Regions from separate parts of the Homo sapiens genome. Here region 1 is linked to region 2. Evidence: chromatin loops called from intact Hi-C (ENCODE). Cell type or tissue: heart right ventricle. All regions are shown on one strand. Links, peaks and the distances in the headings refer to the core of each region. The heading gives the core; the rest is flanking DNA.

Region 1 (5,395 bases), core at 283-5,282, 75 kb after region 2:
CTCTCAACAGTGCTGTCTTCCCTGAGGTTACTTTTAACCCAGAGAAATAAAATTCTAATGATCACATTTGTGTCAAGGCTCTGGGAAGATTATCTGCTCAGAAGAACTTTCTAAGGATTTGTACCTTTGTATTCCAGAAGCAGCTGCCCAATTTTGTCTATTCGTTGGCTCTTAGAATATTTCGTCTATTCTTTGGCTATCAGAGAATACTAAGCAAGGAAACAAGCAAAAAATAAACCAACAGGAATTTTGCTGTCTTATTATGTCCTAGTTTCTTAACTGTTTCTGTCTACTTCCCTCCCCACCATATTTCTTTTCATATGTAAGTTTTTAAATATTTGATGATGGTGATGGCGCTACTGAAGTGAAAGATTTATGTATCACTTTTATAGTCCAAAGCAATGCAATTTTCTTGTGATAAGTTAAAATATTAAAGTTAACCATATTTAATTTTAGCCATCAATCTTTCCCTACTCCTGTTTTCAGGATTTTTTCTTTTTTGCAAGAAAAAATGAAATTTACTAGTAAACATTGTTAAAAAATTTTTAGGCAAATTAAATTAATAGAGTTTAATTGAGCAAAGAACAAATTGCTGATTGGGGCAGCCTCCCGAGGCAGGGTAGGTTCAAAGACTCCAGCACAGCCACGTGATGGAAGAAGATTTATGAACAGAAAAAGGACTTACAGAAAATGGACGAGAGGTGCAGAAACACCTAGATTGCTTACAGCTCTGCGTTTGCCTTATTTAAACATGGTTTGAACAGCCGGCCGCCTGTGATTGGCTGAAACTCCATGATTGGCACAAGAGTAGGTAGGTCACAGTCTGTTTACACGTCCAGTGAGGTTACAGTTCATTACCTACAGAGAAACGTTTAGACTGAACTTAAAATATGTAAGGAGGCAGCTCTAGGCTAAACTTGATTTAGCAATATAATCTACTAATTCTTTTTGTAATAAAATTATTTAATTTTCAGGTGATAAGATGAAGTATCAGTCATTGAGATGTTTCATACCCAGTAGAATCTGGGGTGGATATTTGCTTTTGTGAATGGCCTTCACATTAGGAAGTGCATTTAGGAAAATCGGGTATTGCATTTTCATGGTTATTTGAGCTCAAAGATTTTATTCCTTTATTGGCCAGATCATTTGGTACAAAGATCAACTAGAAAGAAAGTTTCATGTATTGAGTTTTTGGGAAGGGCTGTTTTAAATACTGTTAAGACGACTGATTTATCTTTCTTTACTTAGTAGGGGGAGGTAGGAGGGGCATACCAGAATTCAGAAGTGCGACCACCATAACCACTTCACTTTTCAATTTATTTTTCAGTTCTAGGATATATAAGCAGACAAGGAGGGTCTCTAGGAACCATAGGAGTTTAATCCACGTGAGCCATCAGCCTGATTTACAGCTTCCTGCCCTGCAGCCTGTTCTTCCCTAAACCCTGGGTGGACTATAGTAACCTAGTTGGTTGAAACCAGCTCCTGACAGACCCTGGCAACTTAGAGATGAACCCTGGTGAATCTTCCTCATGACTGTAACGTCTCCATCCTGGAGGAACTGTAGTTCCGTTATCATAACATGTAACCCATGTGTTGCCATGATGACACTGTGTCTGCACCGCTGGGACCCCTCATCTACATGCGATAATGCACCCTCTCCCCTCTCCATCACCCCATAAAACCCTCCTGCCACTTTCCCTCAGGGAGACACTGCTTTGGAGAATACACCCAGTGCTCCCCTTACTTGAGCCAAGTAATAAAACTCCTATTGATCAAAATCTGCATTCTCGTGGAGAGTCGTTTGTTGCTTGACAGGTGAATGAACGCTGTTTGTTTTTTTCGGATAACAAATATGAGGTATTAAACAAACAAACAAAAAACCCCAGACTTGAAGCTTTCCCATAATAACAACAAAGAGTTTGAGTAAGAATTCCACAGCTTGCCTTCATCTGTGGCAGACTTGCATGAATCATTTTCAAATAAAGATAATAACTCAGTTGGTCTTGTAGTCCAAACAAAATGTGCTACTTCAGGAACATTCACTTCCTATGTGGACTTTGCTGCTGAGTCAGTGTGAGACCTTGAACAAGTCTCTGTTTGTTTCGTACCATTCAGATTTCCTCGTCTGTAAACATTAAGTATCTACATTCACTAAAAGTAGTTCTGAATGAATGTTATTTAATGGTGCCAATGATGTTGGAGGATACCTGTGGTAAGTGGTTTAATTTATTTTTGCAAGTTGGTATAATATCCATACTATATTGACCTTAAAATAGATGGACAATGTGGATATGTGGATGTTTTTGTTATTGAGAAGGGGGTTGACTGAGAGTAAAGGACAGTTTGATTTGTTTTTCTACATTAGTCCTATTCATCTGGCAAATGTGAAATCTCCATTTCGTCATTCATGTTCCTAAGGTGGGTACTAGATATAGTTACATTTTCTTGCCAAAGTAAAACTTGCATCATATACTTAGGAACGTGTGGAGCACTTCTCAGAGCTGTGCTTAATCTCAGGTGCCCAGAAATGTTGAAACTTGTTTACAGAACTTTGGACTCATCTCTGATTTATTAACTCAAGTTATTCCCTGGACCTATAATTAACATCTCACCAGCCTGATATTTTCCTCAACCACTTAACACAAAAGAATGATTATGGAGCTTCACATGCAACATTATCCCTTAAAATTGACTCTAAACAAGGATTTAAAATAAGGTTGTTTCCATGTGCACAGGTGATCAAATCATTGTGTGATAAAACGATAGATTTTTTTATGATGTGTTTTCATATCTCTGTGACCTTTTTTGTTAGAGAGGTGATACCATTGAGTCCCGGGAGACTTAGGCTAACTCTTAATATACAAAAGGATAAATACTTTCTTCTTCAAATAATTCCAAGCTCGTTTTACTCCTTTAAAATAATTTTTAGATATACTTGTCAAATTCTGTGAAATATTCATGTATGAATTTTGATTGAAACTTCATTAATGATGTATTTATCCATTTCTTTTTCTTTTTAACTTAAAATTTATATTTGTTTATATAAAATTTCTGAACATATTATTTTTAAAAACTAGTTATAACTACTTTAGAATTTTTGGTAGCTATTATGGGAAGTTTCTTTGTATTATTACTTTATTATTGTTACATTATATAATTGTTTTTATTGGAAAATAATGATATTTATTTGTATATTGATCTGGCACCATAAAGCTTTCTGACTTTTTGTTTTAGTTGCTTATTTACATATTATCTTAAAAGTTCTATGAGTATGGTCATATGAGCCAACAATAATGATTTTACTAATACCAATTCCTGTATTAGTTTCCTAGGCTGTTGTAACAAAGTGCCTTGACTGAGTGGTTTTGAAACAAAGAGAGCTTATTCCTTCATGGTTCTGGAAGTCTGAAGTCTGAAATCCAGGTGAAAGTAGGGCCGCACCCTCTCCAAAGCTCCAGGGAAGAATCCTTCCTCTCCTTTAGTTTTCTCAGTGGCCCACAGTACTTGGCGCCCTGTGGTTTTGCGGCAGCAGGTCCACCTCTGCCTCTGTCTCCACATGGCTGTCTTCCCTATGTGTCCATGTCCAAATTTCCCTCCTATGAGGAAACCACAGATACCATGTATTAGATTATAGATCCCTCTAATCCATGATTACCTCATCATTAAATCTGCAAAAAATCCCATTTCCAAATAAGGTCACATTCACAGGTTCCAGTTGAACAGGCATTTTTAGGGGGCTGAAGGGTGGCACTAATTAACCCAGTAAACTCCACCAGCTGGCACCCCAAATTCATGTTCTCCCGTGTGCAAAATACATTTACCCATGTCCCCCAAATTCTTAACCCATTTAAGCGTTAACTCTAAAAAATGTCACATTAATATCAACTCAAAAAGTTACAAATCTCATCATTGAAATGATCTAAATTAGGTATGGGTGAGACTCTTAGTTTTCATCCATACTGGGGCAAAGTCCCTTCATCCACAGAACTGTAAAACTAGAAAACAAATTATCTGCTTCCAAAACACAATGGTGGAACGTATGAGGTTGTCTCTATTTTGCCTTCATATTCTGAAGAATACATTTGTTGGATGTAGAATTGTGGGTTGGCAGTTTCTTTCCTTGCATTACCTTATAATATTTTTCAACTGTCTTCTCACATCTAAAATTTCTGACAAGAAAAAGATATTTGAAACATTTTTTGCATGTATGTAATATGCCATTTTTGTCTGGCTTGTGAAAACATTCTTTCTTTGGCTTTAAATACTTTGACTATTACATACTTGCTCATTTTAATGATGTTTGCTCACACTTGGAATTTACTGAGCTTCTATAATCTGTAAATTTATCTTTTACCTAATTGAAAAAGTTCAGTTTTTTTTTTTCAATAATTGTGTGTCTGTATGTCCCATTTTCTTTCTCTTCTGCTGTGGAACTGCAGTTACATGGATATTGGAACTTCAGAGATTATTTCACAGGTCCATGAAGCTTTGTTCACTTTGCTTATCAATCTTGGTATTGTTCAGATTTTAAAAAGTTCTGTTGATCTCTCTGACCCCTTTCTTTGTCAATTCTATTATTCTGTGAAGCCCAATTAGTGTGTGCTTACTGCATACATTGTATTTTTCCCTTCTTGCATTTCTTGTTTGTTTTGTTTTGTTTGTTTGTTTTTGTTTGAGACAGCATCTCACTCTGTCACCCAGACTGGATTGCAGTGGTGCAATCTTGGCTCACTGCAGCCTCCACCTCCCAGGTTCAAGCGATTTACCTGCCTCAGCCTCCCAAGTAGCTGGGATTACAGGTGCATGCCATCACACCCAGCTATTTTTGTATTTTTTGTAGAGATGGGGTTTCACAATGTTGGCCAGGCTGGTCTCGAACTGTTGACCTCAGGTGATTAGCCCACCTCAGCCTCCCAAAGTGATGGGATTACAGGTGTGAGCCACTGCACCTGGCTGATTCTTGCATTTCTGTTTGAGACTTTTTCCTAGTTTCTATTTGCTGATGAAACTATTTGTATTTTGATTATTAAGAGCATATTTCTTTTTACACTACTGAGTGTAGTTAAAATAGTTAAAATAATATCCTATGTGCTTATTTCAACATATGTTCATTTGGGTATTGTTTTCCATAGGTTGTCTTTTCTCTTGAGAATGAATGAAATATCCATTCTTTCTTCACCTATTGACTGGATTTGTATTGTTTCTTGAATACTCTGAAGATGTAGAGACTGAATCCTGTTATAATCCTTAATAGAGTATTGATTTTCTAAATTTTAGCGGACAATTATTTTAGACTCATGAACATTGTGTTTTGAACACAGCTCAAAATTCATTCCAAAGTGCTTTGATCCTGCCTTGTGTATGCATGGTTTAAGGTTGGTTAGTTAATTGGCTG
Region 2 (5,395 bases), core at 342-5,341:
ACTTCATTAGTAACTTTTGGAAGTTGCCCAATTTAGGAAAAAGAGTTAATAAATCAGGAATTTTATAAGAACTTTTTGTTAAATCTGTAGTTATTCAAATCAGCCTCAGCATGATAAGACAACACTACAGGTTATTATAAATAGTTGAAAAAGAAAAATTAAATTCCAACCAAACAATTGATCCTTAACTTTTTTTTTTTTTGAGACGGAGTTTTGCTCTTGTTGTCCAGGCTGGGGTGCAGTGGCACAGTCTTGGCTCACTGCAACCTCCACCTCCCAGGTTCAAGCAATTTTCATGCCTCAGCCTCCTGAGTAGCTGGGATTACAAGTGCCCGCCACCAAATCTGGCTAATTTTTGTATTTTTAGTAGAGACGGGATTTCACCATGTTGACCACGCTGGTCTCGAACTACTGACCTTAGGTGATCTGCCCACCTCGGCCTCCCAATGTTCTGGGATTACAGGCATGAGCCACCACATCTGACCGATCCTTAACATGTGATAAAACAAATGTTATGTTGCTCAGCACATAGTTCAGGTACCCATTTTGAAATTCACTCTTCATCACACAGTGCCCCTTCTTCTCCTCTCCTGTGGAGACTGAGTTCTCATCTCCCTGTCTTAGATAGCATGAGACCCCTTTCTCTACTGTGGCCTTAGTGAACCCAGGAAGGGATCCTATACTGCACATGAGTGTGGGAAAGAGAGACTGTGGCTTGACGTCTTAGGGAACTTTTTTTTTCCAAAGGCTGGCAGAGACTCTTTCTTTCCTATAGTATAGTTCTTTAAACATCACACTCTTTTACAATCCTAACTAACTTTGTGATCGTGTCTTCCATAAATACCCCAGAATCCCAGTCAGAATATGCACTGTAGGAAGGGACTAGTCTGGGACTCAAATGATTAGATGAGTTCAGGGAATATGTCTAATGATGGATTTTGAGCTGGGTTTTTGAGTGTCGTTTTCAGTATCTTCATCATGTCCATAGCTATCATAGGCTAAGAATAAAACCAGACTGGTTTTCCCTAGTCAGCATTCTCTTTGTCTGATCTTCAGAGGTAAAGTCCAGATGCTGTAAGCCTTGACTGGTGCGGTGGTGTAGGGCTAGCAGCACGCTACAAAAAACGAGGGCCACGCAGTCCTGGGGAGGAAGACTCTACAAGTGCAATGTGGGGAAGGAGACTCTACAAGTGCAATGTGCCCGAGGCGGGCGGATAACTTGAGGTCAGGAGTTTGAGACCAGCCTGGCCTACATGGTGAAACCCAGTCTCTACTAAAAATACAAAAAAAAAAAAAATATTAGGCATTGTGGCACACACCTCTAATCTCAGCTACTTGGGAGACTGAGGCAGGAGAATCACTTGAACCCGGGAGGCAGAGGTTGCAGTGGGCCAAGATTGCGCCATTGCACTCCAGCCTGGATGACAAGAGCGAAACTCCATCTCAAAAGAAAAGAAAAGAAAAGAAAAGAAAAAAGAAAAGAAAAGAAAAGAAAAGATATCATTTGGGGATTCTGCTGCCTTGCCTGGGTCCTGGCACAGGAGTAGTGGATGCCTGACCATGCCTGGGTTGTCACCAATGAAAAATTAGCATCTGTAGGATTCTGGAGGAAAATGGCAGTCTTTCGGAAACTGAGCCATCTTTTAATACACTTTTCCAGGCTTCCTAATGGTCTGCTAACTACATTTTGGAACTTATCCAAAATAGATCTGGAGATCTATGTCTCCTTTTAAAAAATTAACTTACTTATCTTAAAATAAACTTTATTGGCAACAGTCTACCTTAAATTAAATGCACGTGTTTTTAATGTATAGACTGATGAGTTTTGACACATGTGACCACCACCTTGATCCAGACACAGAGCACTTCCATGTCTTCAGAATGCTCTCACCTGTCCCTTCACATCCCTCTGTCTACCCCCTACCCCACCCCAGGTGGCCTGAGCTGGTTTTCACCATTATAAGTTTTGCATGTTTTAGAACTTCACATAAATTGAATCATATAGAACATACTCTTTTGTATCTGACTTCTTTCAATTGGCTTTATGCTTTTAAGATTCATTAATATTGTGGTGTGTTAGATACACACAAAAAGTGTGCCCCTTTTTACTGCTGAATGGTGTTTCATCGCAACGTTTAGCGTAAATTACCGGTGGACAGGCATTTGGGTTGTTTCCAGTGTGACTATTATGAATAAAGCTGCTCCAAACACTAGTATATGAGGCTTTGGGTACATTGTTGTTTGCTCATTTTTAACATTGTCATAGATAAATACATTGGACTGGACTTTCTGGCTCATAGGTTTCATTTTATAAAAGGTACAGAACTATTTTCTACAGTGGGTGTGGAGTTTTACATTCCCACCAGCAAGGTATGTGGATTCCACGTGCTCCACATCCTCATTAATTTTTGGTAGTGTCAGCCTTTTTAATTTTAGCTAATCGAGTGTGTGAAGTGTTTCTCATTTTAATTTTAGTTAGCACTTCCATGATGAGTAAAGCGGAACATCTTTTCATGTCTAAGATTAAGAAAAATCTTAATACCTGAATATCTTTGTCTGTTCAAATAGTTTGCCATGCTTTTAAAAAAATACTTGGATTGTTTGTTTCCTTATTATTAACTTGTGATATATAAAAATTATTATGTTTCCAATACATGTGTATGTGTGTGTGTATGTGTAAGTGAGTCTTTATATCCTATATCATTTTTCTGTTTTTACTCTAAGTTCTGGGATACATGTGCAGAACATGCAGGTTTGTTACATAGGTATACATGTACCATGGTGGTTTATTGCAACTGTCAACCCGACATCTAGGTTTTAAGCCCCACATGCATTAGGTATTTGTCCTAATGCCCTCACTCCTGTAGCCCCCCACCCCCTCGACAGGCCCCGGTGTGTGTTGTTCCCCTCCCTGTGTCCACGTGTTCTCATTGTTCAACTCCCACTTATGAGAACATGCGGTGTTTGGATTTATGTGTGTGTGTTAGTTTGCTGAGAATACCGAAAGGATTATAAATCGTTCTACTATACAGACACGTGCACACGTATGTTTATTGCAGCACTATTTCCAATAGCAAAGACTTGGAACCAACCCAAATGCCCATCAACAATAGACTGGATAAAGACAATGTGGCACATATACACCATGGAATACTATGCAACCATAAATAAAATGAGTTCATGTCCTTTGCAGGGACATGGTTTAAGCCAGAAGCCATCATTCTCAGCCCCGCATGCTGACAGTTTTATATATACTTACTATTATATATAATATATAATATATAATTATATATATAATTTTTTGTATATTGACAGTTTGTCTAATTGTTTTATCAAATACTGATTGTGAACTTGTTTTAGTTCACCTATTTTAGTTCAAGGATAGTGTTTACTGTTATTCGTTTTAGTTCACTTCTTAATAAAGCTTGAGGTTTCAAGCTTTGCCAATAGATATATATTTATTTAGGATAGTATATCTTCCTTATAATTCTCTTTTTCTCTTTAATACTCTTTATTGTGAAGTCTGCTTTTATTATGTTGATATAGCTATGTTAGCATACTTTTATTGGTTTGCATGTTGTACATTTTCTTTCCTTGTAATTCAAGGAATTTGTCTTTTTTTAAAATAGCTTGTCTTTTAGGAAGTATATATATTGCTTTTTATCAAATGTGAAAAAATATGCCTTCTGATGAGATCTTTAGTCTAATTAAGTTTAACGTCATTGTAGACATAGTTGGATTTAATCATTCAATTTTGTGATTTTCTTTCATTTGTCACTTCTGTTTGTTCCTTTATTGCCCTTTAACTGCTTTTATTTTATGTAACTTATTCTTAGAATTCCGCTTTATTCTCTGCACTGCAATTCTGCACTAGACATATTTTTAACTTATTTTTAGTGGTTGCCCTAGGGCTGACAATATGAATCGTCAATTTATCAAAGATTATGTAGAGTCAGCATTTTACCATTTCACACCTTATACTCCACACCCTACAGTTCACAATTCACATGTTATAACTCATGCTTGCTGCCTCCTGCCACTCTCATAACACTCCACTTTCCAGATGTAACAGAATTATGAGATTGCAGTCTCACTCACCTGCCCACCATCATCCAAGCTCTTCTTGTCACACATCTTATATCTATATATGCTATAAAATTTACCTTATGATGTTATTTTTTAAACAGTTTTTAAAAGAAATTAGGAAAATGGAAAAGTCTTTTTTATTTTCCAACGTAGAGCTGCTTTTAGTATTCTTTATTCTTTTGTCAAATTCAAGTTTCCAATAGAAATCATTTTCTTTCATCTTGAGAATATTACTTGGCATTTCTTAGAGTTTAAGTCTACTGGTGACAAATTCTTTGGAAAAATCTAATTTTACTCTTGTTTTTGAAGGATATGTTTACTGGATATAGGGCTCTGAGCTGTTTCTTTTATGTTTCAGTACTTTAAAGCAGTCATTTTATTATCTTCTAGTATTATTTGATACGAATTAATAGAAAGTATACAACATTTCTCTTTTTTTGTAATACATCATTTTGCTCTGGTTGCTTTTAAGATTTCATCTTTATCTTGGACAGTGTTACATCTGCTTTTCTTTTTATTTATTCTGCTTTGGTGTGTAAGTTGAAGTTTTATTAAAACCTGGGGATTTTACAACTATTCTTTCTTCAAATACTTTTCCTCTCCTATCCTCACGGTCCTTCTGGAACTCAAAATATTAGCATACATGTATTAGGTTGTAGCATATATTATACTATACATGGATGCTAATCTGCTTGGTATTCTCTCGTGGGACCAGGAGACTCTGCTCGTTTTTCTTCAAGGATTTATTTTTCTCCTTTGTACTTCAGATGCAATAATATCTATCAACACCTTTGATTTACTGACTCTTTTACTCTGCCAAGCTTATGCAGTAGATTTTTTGGTTCAGGAATAGCCTTTTCAATGCTGGAACTTTTCATTTGGTTTCTGCCATGCTTTCCGTATCTTCACTGAGGCTGTGTCTCTATTCATTCATTAAGATCATATCTTCCTTTAATTATTTCAATATAATTACAATAGCTTGCTAAATCCAACATCTGTGCCATAAAAGGGATATATTTCTAACGGACTGTTTTTCACCATGGGTCATATTTACTTATTTTTTGTATATCTCATTTTTTTTTGTTATCGTGTCCTGGGACATTGTAGATGACACATTGTACAACCTCTGAATTCTGTTCTCATCCTCTGAAAAGTGTTGATTTTTTATTAGCAGGCAATACAGTTACTGCTGATGACTTTGAACTTGTATAGAATTGCTTTTTTAAAAATTGTATTTTCTTAAAATTACTTATTTATTTAGAGATAAAGTCTTGCTGTGCTCCCTAGGCTGGAGTGCATTGGTGTCCTC

Evidence for each region. Peaks named below come from ENCODE experiments on the same cell type or tissue, not always from the same donor. Only the 100,000 strongest peaks of a DNase experiment are listed, where the experiment ranks them.
Region 1: a loop joins it to region 2, with 4 times the contacts of the local background. A loop is called at or near these places in 50 of 110 quality-filtered maps.

Annotation. Positions count from the first base shown.
Region 1 is chr10:4,674,866-4,680,260 of GRCh38, reverse strand. MANCR (mitotically associated long non coding RNA) reads left to right here and starts at 2,191. Exons shown (of 4, transcript NR_024475.1): 1 at 2,191-2,212. It overlaps LOC105376373 (a long non-coding RNA gene), which reads right to left. Exons shown (of 4, transcript XR_001747338.2): 2 at 3,442-3,596; 3 at 686-858. In heart right ventricle, for the core only: no CTCF peak of the experiment used is centred there; no DNase peak of the experiment used is centred there.
Region 2 is chr10:4,749,978-4,755,372 of GRCh38, reverse strand. The region is part of intron 2 of LOC105376375 (a long non-coding RNA gene); the gene reads left to right. Among named protein-coding and RNA genes, the nearest start is that of AKR1E2, 74 kb to the left of the region's middle. In heart right ventricle, for the core only: no CTCF peak of the experiment used is centred there; no DNase peak of the experiment used is centred there.